Regions from separate parts of the Mus musculus genome. Here region 1 is linked to region 2. A link is a loop called in an ENCODE intact Hi-C map of the cell type or tissue named here. Cell type or tissue: left cerebral cortex. All regions are shown on one strand.

Region 1 (8,000 bases), 1.9 Mb after region 2:
GTGACATAAGGCTGGTTTTCATCAGGCCCTCTGACAAGAGGGCATTTGGGTTGAATGACAGAGGATCTGTGAGGAAGTCAGGATGACCCAGACCCAAGAAACTATCTCCCCAAATCCCAGGAGCAAGAATGATCTTGGCAGGATTAAAGAGAAAATGTTTCCCAGTGTGGCTGGCCATAGAAGTCACAGAACATGAAGGACCAAGGCAAAGGAAGGGGTTCTCTTCTATGTGCAGTGAGGGAGGGTTTAAAATAAGAATAAAAACAGTCCACAGATCTGATTCCTGCACTCAGGGCAGAAAAGGCAAGAGAATAGCCATAAACTTGATGTTAGCCCTGTCTATGTACTATGTTCCAGGCCATTCAGGGATACCAAATGAGAATATGATAAATATATAAGCTATACCTAAAACATAATATAACAATATAGTATGATAATGGTATAAATATATCATAAAATAACAGTAATTCAACCAATAGCTATCCTGACTTATGTTCTCAAAAATACCACTTGGTTAAATAGAAAAGAATCAAGTTTATGTGGAAATAGAGACGAAGTACTGTTCTTTAAATATACTTATGCCCTCAGGTCTTCATATTGAAGTATCACCCAGAGGCATTCACAGGCTGGAAATACAATTCAGCAGTGTCATATTAAAGGACCTTTGGGATGTGGCCAAAATTAGATAAGGTCCTTTAGGTGAAAACTCTATAAATAAATCATTGTCGCTTCAAAAGAAGCAGAAGGCATACCAGACAAATCTGTAGACATCCATATTCCATGTCTCCTACCATGTGGTGCTCAGTTCCACCTGCAGAGTCTCCCAGCAAGAAAACATCATCCCATGGGACTTCTTGACCTTGCACCTACAGTATTGTAAAGCAACCTGACTCTGGCTTTTCATTATAGCAATGAAAGCAATCAATGTAGTACAATAGCTGTTACAGGCTACAAATGAGAAATTATTGTGACTTAAAATACTGGTAGCAGTGGAGAGGAAAAGGATTTATTTAAGCTTGCATGGACTTCACATTGATGGATTGGATACATGGACGGGAGAAAAAATAACAGAGACTAAGTTCAAGAGCTTAGATTTAGGAGACTGTGGGGAGGTGGCGCCTTGGGATGGGCAGAATGATGGATGAGGCCAATCTGGCTGGAGGATGAGAGGGGAGCACTCACCTTTGACTGCGTGATGGATTATCTGGACCTGCTCCATGATTAACTCAGGCTGCCCTTGGACATCAGGACAAGTCTGTGCAGCCATAAACCCATGGCCACTTAGCAAACGCAGTGCCAGAGTCCAGCATTGCCATGGTTTGGATGAGGACACAAAGAACCTGCTGCTGCTACTTCTGTCCTTCAGGGGCCTGCTAATGGCCACTCTGGTCGTGGTCTGTTGCTCCAGCTCACTTTGTCCCTGCACTTCAAACCAACACCTCTTTTTTGAGTGGGAAACTCATAAAAGCTTCCCCAATCCTGACTATTACACCATTCTGAAAAATCCTTGTTTTAAGTCCTTGATCAGTCAGAATCTATAGAGAAAACCTATTTTAGGACACAATGATCACAAAAGACAGCCCCTCCCCCCACAGCTTACCCCTCTGCTTCAATCAGCTATCCTCAGTGGTGAAGTGACCATATGATTATCAGCTGCTATTTATCAGAAATTACAGGAAAAAGCCTTTATTAAGATCACAGGCCTCCATGACATCCCCTGTTTCTAAATAAAAGTCCTTTCTTCCTCCTCTTCCTCTTCCTACATCTTTTCCCTTTCCCCTTCTCCCTCTCCTTTTCTTCTCTATAATCCAATAGTAAAAGAATTATTTCAGGGCATTCATGATACAGGATATTGGAAAGGAATTCATTTACTTTCCACCTATATGAAATCACAAACAACTGACTGTTCTCCACCTCCCTTCACACTCATACAAAACCACCAGCTCCCAAGAGTGGAGATCAGGTCAGCTGAACTACATCACAGGGCCACAGGGCCACAGGGCCACAGGGCCACAGGACCACAGGGACACAGGGACACAGGGACACAGGGACACAGGGACACAGGGACACAGAGCCACAGGGCCACAGGGCCACAGGGCCACAGAGCCAGGTGTGCCAGCTCCTAAGTGAGGGTTGCATTAGTTGCTTTGCTCATTGCTGGAACCAAATACCTGATAAAAGGCCATTTCTGGAAGAAAAAAATAAAAGATCTCTTTTGGCTTCCTGCTTGAGAGGGTGGTACCCATCATGCTGGGGATGGAATGGCAGTAGGAGGGCCTCGAAGCTTAGGTGGGAACTTGCAGATAACATCTGGGTAGACTGCAAGTCATAGAAAGGGCAAATGCTGGTGCTGGTGCTTGCCAGCTCTTCTCCCTCTCTAGCTTTGATTCCATCCAAGTCTATGAGAGGATGTCTTAGTTACTCTTCTACTGTTGGGAAGAGACACCATGGCCAAGGTAATTTCTAAAGGAAAGCATTTAATTGGGAGCTCACAGCTTCAGATGGTGAGAAAATGGCCATCGCAATGGGAGCGTGGCAGCAGGCAGGGAGCTGTAGCTGAGAACTTACATCCTGGTTCACAGGCATGAGACAGAGAGAGAGCTAAGAGGGAGCTAAGTGAGCTCTTGAACTCTCAGAGCCACCCCTACCCCCAGTAACACACCTCCTCCAACAAGGACACACTCCCAAAGTAACACACCTTCCAAGAGCAGTTCTACCATCCAGAGACCAATGATTGAAGTATATGAGCCTATAGGAACTTTGTTGGTTAGTTTTGTGTCAACTTGACACAAGCTATTGTTGTCTGAGAGAACGGAACTTCAGTTTGAGAAAATGTTTCTCTATAAGATCGTGCTGTAGGCAGGGCTCTAGGACTATTTTTCATTAGGGATGTGGGAGGGCTTAACATATTGTGGATGTCCTGGTCATCCAGGGTTCTATAAGAAAGTAGATTATGCAAGCCTCTGTGATGGCTGTACCAGCTCCTGCCTCCAGGTTTCTCTCTGGCCTGTCCCTGCTCCCACTGCTTCTATGATGAACTGGATGGTGATGGTGGAGCTATGGGGGAAATAAATCCTTTCCTCCCCAGTTTGTTTGTTTGTTTGTTTGTTTGTTTGTTTGTTTTGTCTTGGTTTTGGTCATGGTGTTTCATGACAGCAGTTATAATCCTAACTAAGACAGGGACTATTCTCATTCAAACTGCTGCAGGTGGCATCACATTACGGTGGGCATTTCCTCTAATAGCCCTTTCTGGAAACACTGCCAGAGGTGGTTCTGCTCAGTATGTCCAAATCCAGTCAAATGACAATAAAGACTGACAGCCCGGTGTTGATGAGGTAAGAGCTTCCACACATCCCTGCCCTTCATTCTTTGCCAGCCCAGTGCCAAGCGCAAAGTAATCAGAAACAGCAAGGCTGAAGGTAGACTGAAGATAGCAATGGGCATAAGTCCAGTTATGGCCTTTTCCTCAACTTGCAACAGACAGTAGATGGTCAAATGGGAGAGTTTTATCTTAGAATTAAGTCTAACATTTATTATTCTGAGCATATTAGTTGTTCACTCCATTAATGAAAATAGCTGGATAGGTTTGGGAGTTGCCCTAATTTTCATGCAGTGCAAACTAAAATTGGCCCCACTGCATAAATAAAAAGAATGACAAAATTAAAATTGCCCATGGTATCAAGCCATGTCTGGTTGGTGCAACACAGCAGCATATCTTTTTCACCTCTGATAATACTCAGCCTGGGTTCAGTGAGTCTTCCTGTCCCCTTCACTACATTTCTAGCTTCTTGATATTAGGAAGTCCTCCTCTGAGATCTATTTCACTGAGAAAGTAAAGTAGTCAGAAGAGAATTTCCGTGTACTCCACCTAAGAATGGCTCATCTGACTTTCTTTCCCAGGTTGGACTCTGTCTACTTCCCACCTTGGTTTCCTCTATAATGCCCATTCTCATGTAGCCATTTCCCCTCCCCCACCCCACTCCATCATCCTGCTGCCTCCGAGGAAAGACTATAAAATAGTGACCTCAGGTGCCAGTGCAAGGTCAAGTGTGTGTGGTAAATACTCCAAGAATAAGACACTCCCTGTACCTGTTCTCTTCCCTCACAAAGCAGAATTACACAGACAGCACTTCCTAGCAACATCTCTCACACATATCAGATTCTTAATAAATGAAATTTGACTTGTATGCTTCCAGTCATTTCATCTAAAGATTAGATCTAGCTCAGAAGACATAGCTCAGTTAATGAAGTACCTGCCCAGCATACAGGAAGCCCTGAGTTCTATCCCCAGCACCGCATAAAAACAGTGTAGGAGTGAACACCATTAATCACAGCAAGTGGAAACACAAAATAAGGATCTCTAGGACAGCTACAGCCACATAGCAAATTCAAGGTCAACTTGGGCTACTTGAAACTGGCTCAAACAGTGAGAAACTATATCTACATTTTGTACTTTTTTTTTCATGATGTGAGCAGTCCTAATCTAAAGAGAACTTCAACTTTCATTGTATGGGTTTATATCTCTCAGAGGGTAGCAACATTTGTGAAGGCATTAGACATCTTTTAAAAATAAATTACATAGCATAAACAATAAATTACAGAGAATTATGAAGTATATTCATATTTAGCTCTTATATTTGGGCATCTATGTTAGCCTGAGTATGCCGGGAGACTGGAAATTACTGTCATTCATCACAACAGTGATAAACAGAAGAACTTCTGCTATAACTTCTGCATCTCTCTGAGGATTCCTGTAGAGTGAATTTCAAGGTCCCGTAGCTGCTGCATGGATCTATAGCAGCCAACATGGTGAAGATGTGGAGAGAGAGGGGCATGGTTGACCTAACACTCAACTTAAAATTTTAAAACAGAGTAACTAAAAAATAGCAAGCTATGTGTTCACAATGCTATTTCATTTTTAAAGATTTATTTATTTTTATTTATGTTTATGGCTGTCTTTCATGCATATATGTCCGTGTAACATGCACATACCTGGTGCCCACATAGGTCATAAGAGGTATCAGATCCTCTGTAACTGGAGTTATAGATGGTTCTTAGCCACGGTGTGGACACTAGGCATGGAACCCAGGTATTCTGGAAGAGCAGCCAGTACTTAATCACTGAACCTTTGCCCAAGAATACTGTGCATTTATCGCTCTGAAGAACATAATTCTCTGAACATTCATATCCTTCATAGGACTCTTTTCAATAGGTCCTTCTGTCTGTTACTGTATCAGTAGGTTTAAATATGTAAATGGATGCTCATGAATTAGTGAGTCACCTCTCCATTTTTTTTAAGATGTTGAAAGATGCTTTCTGAAGCAAGCATGTATTACAGAAGATTGGAAATAAAGTGTGCTTGCACTAATAGATTGGACAGACTATTGGAAATGTGGAGGGAAAGCTAATCTTTCAACCCTTCCCTAACCACCCCACTGACACGCTCATTAATAAGTCGGGGAAGAACCTTCTGCTTAGCTGCAGGAGAAAAATGACTCTGGTTGCCAAGCAGAGGGCGTTCATTCATTCCTTTGCCTAAATTAATACCCCGAAGTTCAGTGGCTAATGTGCTTTAATGATGCCAGAGCATTTTCATACACATCTTATTTATTCCCCACTACCATCTAATTTGCATGGGTAGTTATCTTGCATTAGCAAAATAAGTCATCTCTTAAAACTGTAAGAGACCATGCAAAGTCACACAATAGATAAATTAATCATTATTGCACAATTATGTGTATGTATATGTATGTGTATGTGTATGTGTATGTGTATATGTATATGTGTGTATACATATACATATATATTTTTAATGATAGAATCTCCCTCATGTCCCCCTCTGTCTCTCTGTCTCCCTATGTCTCTGTCTCTTTCTTTCTCTCGCTTTCCTATTAAAACCTTACTTTTCCTAAGTCACTTCAATTTAGTGTTTCAATACAGAAAATATGGTGGGAAATGATGGATGACCATTGTCCTAAATGCCAACAACTCATAAATATGTGGAATTATTTTCAAGTACAAAAATATTACAATGTTTAAACCAACAGTGAATATGCAGTTTAAAATAAGTCAATATAAAGTATGAATCTAAGAATTTTTTTATAAATAGCATAAAGCAAGTAGGACTACTATGATGAGAAACATGAAAGAACATGCTGTAAGAACTCAAAATTGACAGCAGTGGTGTAGCCTCCCTGTGTATGTAAAATCTGACCTTTGAATCCTTAAGAGACTAAGGAACTCTTCCTAGAATGAGAGCAGCATTCACACCCTACATTCAAAAAGCTTTCTCTGAAGGAACTTTGCCTTCCATAAAGCAAAGAGTTTGATTCATTTGCAATAGTGTGCTGAAAAGCCTAGTGAGGAAGACCCTATCTCCAACCTCAAGACTCTAAAAGCTGGTGCAAGAGGACCATGGTTCAAGGTCAGCCTGGGCTACAGAGGGAAATCCTATCCCCCATTTAACAGAAAATGGCAATAATACAAACACGATCAGCTCCTGATGGTGGGTCACTGAGAATCTGGCATGCAGGCTGATCAGCTTGGGTTTGCTAGCTTGCTTGCATGCTTGCTTGTGTTTGTGCTGCTGAGAATTAAACTCAGAAATAGACTGTAGGCAAATGCTCGACCGCAGAACTATACCAGCAGCCTTTAATGTCTCAGTAAACTCGTGGACTAGTCCTGCTTTTGATAAGGGATATGAAGAAAATTCCACTAAGCAGCTCTGTGAGCCCTGCACAAACATGCTCCATCATATTATTACTGCTGCTCCATTTCTTTGACCTTTAACCACCAGCCAGACAATTCCCTGGTTCTTCATCCACAGTGAATACCTGACATAGAATTGAGGCCCAATCTTTTGTTTCCTATAAAATCGAGGTAAGGCTTGCCTACACACACATTCTCAGAAACCAGAGCTCAATTTCCAAACTCTGGCTAGCCAGTGGAATTTCATGTTGAGTCTTGCCTCTTTCAAAATGGATACACAGACTTTTTTGTCTCCCAAAGAAGAATCTAGAGAACCCTCAGTATAAGTCCTGGGCATAGTCGGTGTGGGAATAATATGCCGGGATCATGGCTTTCAGGGAACTTTAGAAACCAGCAGAGAAATGTGAAAAAGAGCTACAGATGTTACATTGAAAGAAATAGGGCATAAAACTGACACAAATCATCTCTATTCAACTGCATGACTGCAAAGGGAGTCCTCGTAGTAGCTGAAAAGCATGAGTAAGGTTAAATGAATGTGAAGAATAGGTTATTCTAAGAATGAGAAGACATATGCTTTCCATAGACGATGAGTTAAGCCATTTGTATGAGAGATGCATTCACAGAGAAGCAGGATAAGAGGTTAGACTGAAATCTGAGTGAATGGTAAATGAGCCATGAATTTCTTCTCTTGGAAATATCTGGAAGTTTTGTCGGGAAAGTGATCTAATTCGAATTACATTCTAGAGTGTCTCTATGTGTGGCAATTAACAGGTCATGTTAGTTGAGTGAATGAACCAAAGAGAAGGAAACTGGTTATTCAGATCCTACTTTGACCATTCCAGCATCCAATGGTTAAAGTGTGACCCAAGGCTTTAATAGAAATGGGGGGAAAGAGGAGGAAGTAATTTTTTCTGAGTTGTATGGATTGGCGTTTTGCTTCTTACAATTCCATAAATATCTAACACATAAACTTTAAGTGCTTATAGTTTTAAAAGGAAAGTCAAATAAAGGAATGAAAAACTGAGAAGCAGAGAAGTATTGGAAGATGTGGAGCATAAAATAAAGGTCAAAGGGAGAGAGAAGATGGCACCTGTAAGCAGAACAGAGTAAAGAAGTAGAGTGATCCCCACAAACTAGAGCATCGTGTGGTTTACACCACAGACATGGGAAACAGCCAGCGTCAGACTGAACTTTCTGTGAGAAGCATGCCAATGTTTCCATTCCCTCAGATACTAGACTGATCTTGTCTACACTCAGCAGATGAGTGTGGTACATTCTCTTTCCAGGCCTAG
Region 2 (8,000 bases):
TAGACATATGGAGTTTAAAAATAATAAGTGACTGAGATAAATACCAAGCAGAGATCATGTAGCTCTTCAGAGGCCATGTAAGAATGTAATTAGGATTATATGCTATAGAGTAATTATACAATTATTTTAGGGGCCTTGAGAAGGCTTTTATCTGGGAGTGAGTGTACACATAGAGGAGAGTGGCAGGAACTACTAATATTTGTTGCTGTGTGGATGGAGGTGGTGGTGTAAGGTTTGCTTAAGGATATAGCCACTGGAAGATGGACTCAATGGATACTCTAATAACCATGAGTTTATGGCATGCACAAATTGAACTCCTTGGATTTTGAAATTTAAAATCAACCATAAAAGAGGGGACAGTCAAGTAGAGATGGGATGAGAGTGGGTCTTCAACGAGTGGGAGATGAATATGATAAAATACATGATATATATGACAATATCAAGTAAATAATGTAAATATTAAATGCATAAAATACAGAGAGTGGCATTGCATAGGAGGAGGTAATTTCATCAAATGTATAAATAATGTTTGGAAGTTATTTCAACCTTGATTTAGTTATCTATACTATATATAAAAATTATCTCCAAACATGGGAATTTACAATATTAAATCCTGTGTACTCATTTGTGCCAGACACAGACAGGGCTGTGATGGCTCAGGGTCTCAGACACTGATGAAATGTGAAGTTACCAGAAGTTCATAGGACTTCCTTCTGATCTGTAAGCATGACTTCTCAGTTGTGCTATCAGTTGTGCTAACAGCTGATTTCCTCTGGAGTGTGTCAGTGCGGATGTAGAGCACAGGCAAGGGAAGGAGAAAGGGACCAGAGCAGAGGTGTTAAGTCCATCCTGGGCACATCAGCTCTTCTGTCTATCAGGGAATAAGTCTAGAACAACACTGTAGCTGGGAGACCACAGACTTAGGTAAAGTGTTAAGTGAGCCACCATCAGCTGCCATTTTAGAGGCCAATTACACTGCCTCTGTTTTTGTTTTATGTTTGCCATGAGTGTGTGTGTTTACATAATGGCATTAATCATTATATACTCATAATTGTCATCTCCTTGATGCTTCCTCAACCTTTATGGTATTCAAATCCTCATTTGCTGTGTTTTCACTTTTTTTTTTGAATCTTCTAAGTTTTTTTCAGTTATTAATCATTCTACCTTAATCATAAATGACTTCTCTGGGAAGTTGTGTTGTCTGTTTTTGCCATTACTTAAAAAGTATAGGTATTTAACCAAAAAACAAACAAACAAACAAAAAACAAACAAAAAACCCAAACCAAACCAAACCAAACAAACAAACAAACAAACAAACAAAAGTCGCATGCCTTTAATTCCAGCACTTGGGATGCAGAGGCAGAGGTAGGCTGATTTCTGAGTTCGAGGCCAGCTTGGTCTACAAAGTGAGTTCCAGGACAGCCAGGGCTACACAGAGAAACCCTGTCTCTAAAAACCAAAAAAAAAAAAAAAAAAAGTATAGGTATTTATAATTTGTGAACCACTGAGCCTTATAAACATTTCAGAAATTCTAACTTTTCTTATAAGAAAAGGATAAGACTTTTTCACATTAGATATCTCATAGCAAGGTCCTACTGTAGTTAGCATCACCATTTCCACTTGAAGATGAGAAAATGGAAGCAGTGAGACCATCGGCTACATGCTCAAGGTTGTGTGTTTAGTCACACACGTCTAAGACTGGAATCTGTGGACTCGACACTAACCCTTCTCATATCACCAATCAGCTCCTCATTGTCCCTTGGGACATAACTTATCATAAAGTCCACACCTTCTTAAGGCATACAGCATACTTGATTATTAATAGCAATAATGAATTGCGTGACATACTATGGACATCATGATAAAATAAGACAAAACTAACTCAACGAAACTAAAGATGGTGGGATAGTTTGAGTCTCAGACTGATTCAGGGTGGATCTGGGGGTTTTCACACCTCTACAGAGTGACGCGAGATTTGCATGTTTTTGCATCACTTAGAGACACAGCTGACATTTGAGAATGCATGTGAATAAATAAATTCTCCACACATTGATTTGTTTTCTTAATGTTTAATTTGTCAACCTACGTTATGAGGAGAGCATCATTCCTTAAGGGAATTAATTACTGAGAACCTTATGAAAGATTTCATTTTTATCTTTTTTTTTCCTGATAACTTATTGCTTTTTTCAGACCCCGTTTCATGTTTTAGCCTAATGCTGCCTCAGAATTCACTATATAGTCTAAACTGGATTCAAACTCATGATCTTTTGTACTCATCACTTAGAGTGTTGAGACTGCATGCTAACCCAACACAGAAGGTAAAATTTGCATCTGTATTTTTGTTTTGTGTCAGGTATCTTGGTTTCTTTTCTAACAGCTTTGAGAAAAGGACCTAAAAAAGGGAAAAGCAGCTTAAAAGAGAAGGGGTTCAGATTGGCTCACAGCTCAAGGGTTCAGTCAATAATGATGGGTTGGGGCGGTGTCAGGAAGGAAGAAGCTTGAGTGAGTTGGTGACATCACGTCTACCTAGGAACAGAGAGCAATGATGGATGCTGCTCTCCTGTTCCTCTTCTCCATGTTTACAGTCCAGCATCTCAGTCAAGAGATACTAGAGAGCAGGCCTTCCCAGATCCATAGCATCACACCGTGACTGACTCCCCCCGGCCCCCCAACCCCACACACTGTTAAATCTTTGCTGTTATTGGTGTTAATTGGAGTTCCACAGTCACTGCCGTTGTTTTTCATATCTTACACTGATAGCATTCCAGATGGATGGTATAAAGTCGGAACAGGAAAGCATGTCATGTGAGTTCCTATGGAAGTAACATTCTCATTTCCTTGCTGATCAGAAGGGAGGAAAATGCAGTCAGAAATGGGCAGAAGTCGCCAACCTTCTAAAGTGGCTCTGTGCCACTTGGGCACAGCAAATGGCAGCGAGAGAAGTTGCTGGGAACACAGACCAGGAGAACATGGGATTCCTGCAGCCAACCTCTAACAAAGAGGGAGAGTGGAGTTAATGAGAAGCCATGATGCATACTTCCCTCTCCACCCAGTTAGTGAAACAAAATGCCCCCGAGCCGAGAAACACCTGAAACCATGAGCAGTTTCTATGGTAACCTCGGTCTGTTTTTATTCCGAAGGCATTTGAGCAAATGTGCAGAGATGAAAGCTTTCGGCCTGCTGTGTGTGTATATGGGGTGGAGTTGGTGTTTTAAAGGCATGATCGTAGTGTTGTTATCTACTACAGAAATGTCAACAACTCTCTTCCTCTCTCTCAATTTAAAATAGCAAGCAAGCATAATTTTTGTTGTCTACAGAAATACTTCTGGTATTTTTTTTTTATCTCATGGTTGTCACTTACATTAATGCTATATGGTGATTTAGTAGGTATGTGTCTCCCACACGTTAAACAGACCCTGCAAGTATCATGCTTTTGATCTCCACTACCTGTGCAAATATCATATTACTCAGAAGGAGAGATGTGAATAAATATAGGCTTCCTCAGGGAAGAAATATATGGACAGGGAAGAGACAGTCTAAGGTGGAACTTTTCACAGTCCTATAATGTAAAATCTGTCTGTCTATAACACAAGGGAATATGATTCCTGATTTTATCTTTTTTTAAGTATAGCAATTCCTCCCTAATCCGTTCCTTCTTGAATATTTGCATTGACCCAGAGAATATTGAAAGGTTTTGATCATTATTCACTTTTATAGTCACAAATAAATGGGCAGAAGATTTGGTCATTTAGAATAGAAAAAGCAAGCAAGCAAGCAAGCAAGCAAGCAAGCAAGCAAGAATAGGAATGAAGGAACTGTTATTTGGTCCTGGAGTATGGGAAGGGAGAATAATATATGAAGGTACCTATGTGCCTTGCTGAGAAGGTCTGATGGTAGGTACCAACACATGGAGTTACAGTGAGGAAGAGAAAGTTGTTATTCTGGGTCTGAAAGAGGAATTGAAACGATCAATTTAGGTTGAAGAGCTTCATGAAGCACACAGCCTCTGACTAGGGGCTTTCTGAATCCTTCCTGCAGCTGTGGTATTTGCTTGTCAGATGATGGATGCACTTCCTTCAGATGCGTCTCAGGCAGCTGCAGGGCTCAGAGCCGCAGAGCCTCCCCCGAGTCTTAGTTTATCTGATTCTTGGTTTCACCCACTTAGTTTCTCTAAGACATCGTGCTTGTAAAACCACTACTGATATTTTTTACAATCACAGCCACTGCTCGCCTGTTTCATGAAGTGATCACAGAGTAACTTCCGATTGATAACTTTACCCTTCTGTGAATTGATAAGAAGAGTGCCATTTATTGGAGGCCTAAGACCATTGATCTCTATCAAGTTCTCATTACCTTAAATCATCAATATTGGTCACAATTTGATAAATGGATAAAAAAATCAACTCCCTTTGCACTTTAATTTCAGGGTGGCTATTGTGTTAGTAGAGTTTCCACATAATATCCAGCCAGAGTTTTAAACATTTTATGCCCATTTCCTCAGAAATGTCTCCTAGAAACAAAGGAATATGAAAAAAAAAATAGAATGTTTCAAAATTAAGGTGTTGGAAGATAATACAGTGTTGAAATATTTTAAGTTATGGAATCAGACAATATGTATCACGGCCTCTCAGAACACTGTGAAACTGTTAATTTTACCACCTGAATATTACAGATTTGAAAAAAAATTGTGGCATGTATATTTATATTACCTAATGGGTTGATTTTAAATACCATTAGTGTATTCATATTATTTTTGATATGTGATAATTCATATCTTTATTGTTTGTCAAAGTATTAGAATTTGGGGGATATATGTTCCTAATTAATTTTGTTATTGAGGATAACAAACTGAACTGGCAGACAAAACTGGCCAAAAAAATTTACTGATTTGTGTGCATCCTCATATCTGACCACATGAGGGCAGCATAGTATCTCTTAAGACAGTACATTGGCGCCAAGGATAGAATCTGGTATAAATGGCATGTAAAAAAATCATGAATATAAGGTTAAAGCTAGAGAACTCTATAATGGTCTTTTTATTCAAATTTTCACTTTCCAGCTGAAGGAATTGAGGTCCAAGGAGACAAATTAACAAGTCCCCTCACACAATTGATGTCTTTGAAGGTAGACAGGAGAACGAATTGACATTAAAACAGGTAATAATAATTACATTAAGCAAGCACCTAGATATTTTAAGAGACTTCTTATTATACTGTAATATTATGTGTGGAAACATTTCGGATGAAATTGAATATTTCTAATAAGGATTTAGCCTCAGAAATGTTCCTTTCTGCAGAACTAGACAAATAAAATGATAGAATTAACATTTCCAAAAAAGACTTTTAGGATAAACTTGAAGGCAGAAACGTGAAGCGTGTAATTCTGAGGGTATTCATTAGTACTTTCTTCACAATCTTGCACTCGTGAGTTCTTCTCACACTCCATCATTGTCTCCGAGAAAGAACCGGCAACCTCGGGAACAGGGCACGGAGGTGCTGCCTCGACATTTCTCATTTTTATGTCTTCACACCCACACCTTGTTATATAACATACAAATACATGTTCATTTCGTGAGAATTGTTACGTAACACACAAATACACACAAACCCAGTGAGACTCGTGAAAGGCCTGCTCTCCGCCATCTCCACCATCATGGCTGACAGACAAGCGGAGGGTGGGGATGCTCGGTCTGCCTCAGAAACTCCCCCTCTCCAAACTTCTCAGGTAAGTTAAAAATTGACTGGAAAATGCAGGTAAACAGAAAAGTCTTCCTATACAGCTGAGTTCTCCCCGCCCCTCTGCCTCCTGCAGGTCTTTACCTGTCTTCCCAGGTTCTTTTTCTTCCCTACTGCTATTATGGTTGCTCACCGTAGCTTCGTTCCAACAACCTTCGTAAAATGGACCCTGTGATAGGTGGTGTTATGCATCAACCTGCCAAGTCAGGGAGGGTGACGCTGTTTGATTAAACATGATGCTAAATGGTTTTGTAAGGATGTTCTTGGACAAAGTGTTTTCAGGGACAGAGCTGGTAAAGACACTTGCTGTCCATAGCTGTAGGGGGACGGGAGCTGGCATCAGTCAGTGGTCAGTCTGGAGAAAAGACTGGTCTCTCTGGGCATCAGATTTCTCTGCACGTGGTTGCCGTTAACACTAGATACTGGCTGTTTCCTGTGCCCAGACACGAGTGGACGCATTTGCTTTGCCAAGATGCATGCTTTCAGGTTTTTGGACCAGAATTTCCCATCACCTTTCCTGGGTCACAGAACTTCGGAACTGGGGCTAGTCTTGATCTTCAAGCTTCCTGCTTCCCGACTTTACCCTGCAGATCCCAGGACATGCCACCCTCCCTAACAGAGTGGAACAATCTCTTTAACAAGTGTCTCTCTTTGTATATATGTTGTCGGTTGTCTTTGTCTGAAGTTTTCTGGTAATGGAAATTGATATTGTCTTTAATGCATTTTCAGTTAAAAGCGGAGAGCCATTTGACAGTGACTTGTTAGCTGATACTCTATGTGAGTCCAGTGCATAACGTGTTAAATAAGAATCTTGATCTCATGTTGACAATGACCTGTGAGTCCCAAGGAATCTTACTGTATTGGGCTCTTAGCAGGCATTTAACAGGTATGTGCTGGATGGATGGACACACAGGTTCTATCCTTTCTATTGTGAAGGAATTTTCACTTCTATCAGAGCACCAGACCTTTTCCTTCCCTCCGTATATGAGAATATTAAAATTATTAGTTGACTGCAAAGAAAGTGCTTAGCATTTTGTTGCTAGGATACTACTTGGTTCAGCTACCAAGCTGTGCATCTTATAATTTCCTCTGAAAGGACCATGTGAGCCTAGGAAGCTTTGAGTGGATGTGTAAAGAGCCAATGAAGTCCTTGCCAGGGTGAATGTGTTTTGTCTGACATGGGCTTGGCAATGACTCATGAGAAACTGATAAAGCCTTCCCCCTAAGGGTCAAGCTCAGGAATGGCAACGCCTTACTCTGCTCTGTGTGCAAATATTAGCAAAACGTGCACAAACAAGCAACCACAGCTCCCCCCTGGTTGTCTACAGCCTGACACGGCTCATTCAGACACCTCATACTTAGCCTACTAACTCCGCCCCACTGTGCTGTGTGTAATAAAGGAGCTGAGGTGCTGCCGGGTTTCTGAAGAGTTGATGCCACTTCCTGCAATGTGCACACTCCACTTGACCTCAGGTTTTCTGCCTCCATATCTGTCATTTCCTTCCCATCTCACCTGTCTTCTTTCCTTCACTCAGCCCCTTAGGATGTCAAGGCATCAAACCACAATGGATGTGGAGGGGAACAGCAGATTCCAAATGTGTTCAGCCTACTGTGAGGATCCTTAATATACATTCTAGTTTTTAGTTGATGTGTTAACTCATGCTTTGTTTGTTTGTTTGTTTAATTGACTCTGCTGACATATATACGTACTTTGAAAATCTAGCTTTCAACATGGTGCTACCCATACAAAGGAAACCCACAAGAATGACTTAGTTTCCAAGTTTGTGTGATGAGCAGAGAGGCAGTATTTTTTATTCTTCTAAGGGAAACCGGCTACTGTGGGTAGTCTGCACATATTGTTCCTGGACACCATGATTATCCTTGTCAGAACTTTTCATTGGCCCGACCCCTGCCCACTGCAATGAGTCTCGTGGGTACCACGTTCTCCTTTGCTTACTTGGCATCCACATCTGGCCTTTCCCTTCCTGTGACAGCTGAAGGACATATACTCATTCGCAAAGGAGATTTGCTCTTTCACAACACAATATTGCTGGCTCATTTTACTCTTTGGATTCTCTTTCTTACTCTCTCAAGCAACACACATACTAGGAGCTATTTTCTTCATAAAAAATTTACAGCAAAACTACAATTCTCTTTTGAATTTGCTTGGCTCACTTCTCTGTGTCCCTACCATATAGCATCAGGGAATTTATTATGGCAAACCTTGTTGGCATTGTTGTGTGTTTTGTTGCATGTTCCAAGCTT

The links. A loop is a pair of places that touch in the nucleus more often than their neighbours do. Peaks named below come from ENCODE experiments on the same cell type or tissue, not always from the same donor. Only the 100,000 strongest peaks of a DNase experiment are listed, where the experiment ranks them.
Region 1: a loop joins it to region 2, with 9 times the contacts of the local background. A loop is called at or near these places in 5 of 42 quality-filtered maps.

The regions. Positions count from the first base shown.
Region 1 is chr3:80,064,152-80,072,151 of GRCm38, reverse strand. No RefSeq gene overlaps it. Among named protein-coding and RNA genes, the nearest start is that of Gm36569, 180 kb to the right of the region's middle. In left cerebral cortex, no CTCF peak of the experiment used is centred here; no DNase peak of the experiment used is centred here.
Region 2 is chr3:81,922,061-81,930,060 of GRCm38, reverse strand. LOC102640985 (a long non-coding RNA gene) reads left to right here and starts at 5,427. Exons shown (of 3, transcript XR_375741.2): 1 at 5,427-5,724. In left cerebral cortex, CTCF peaks have their summits at 4,908 (motif pointing right) and 6,983; DNase peaks (open chromatin) are centred at 4,057, 4,923, 5,648, 6,825 and 1 more place; H3K4me3 peaks cover 1,153 bases; H3K27ac peaks cover 2,010 bases.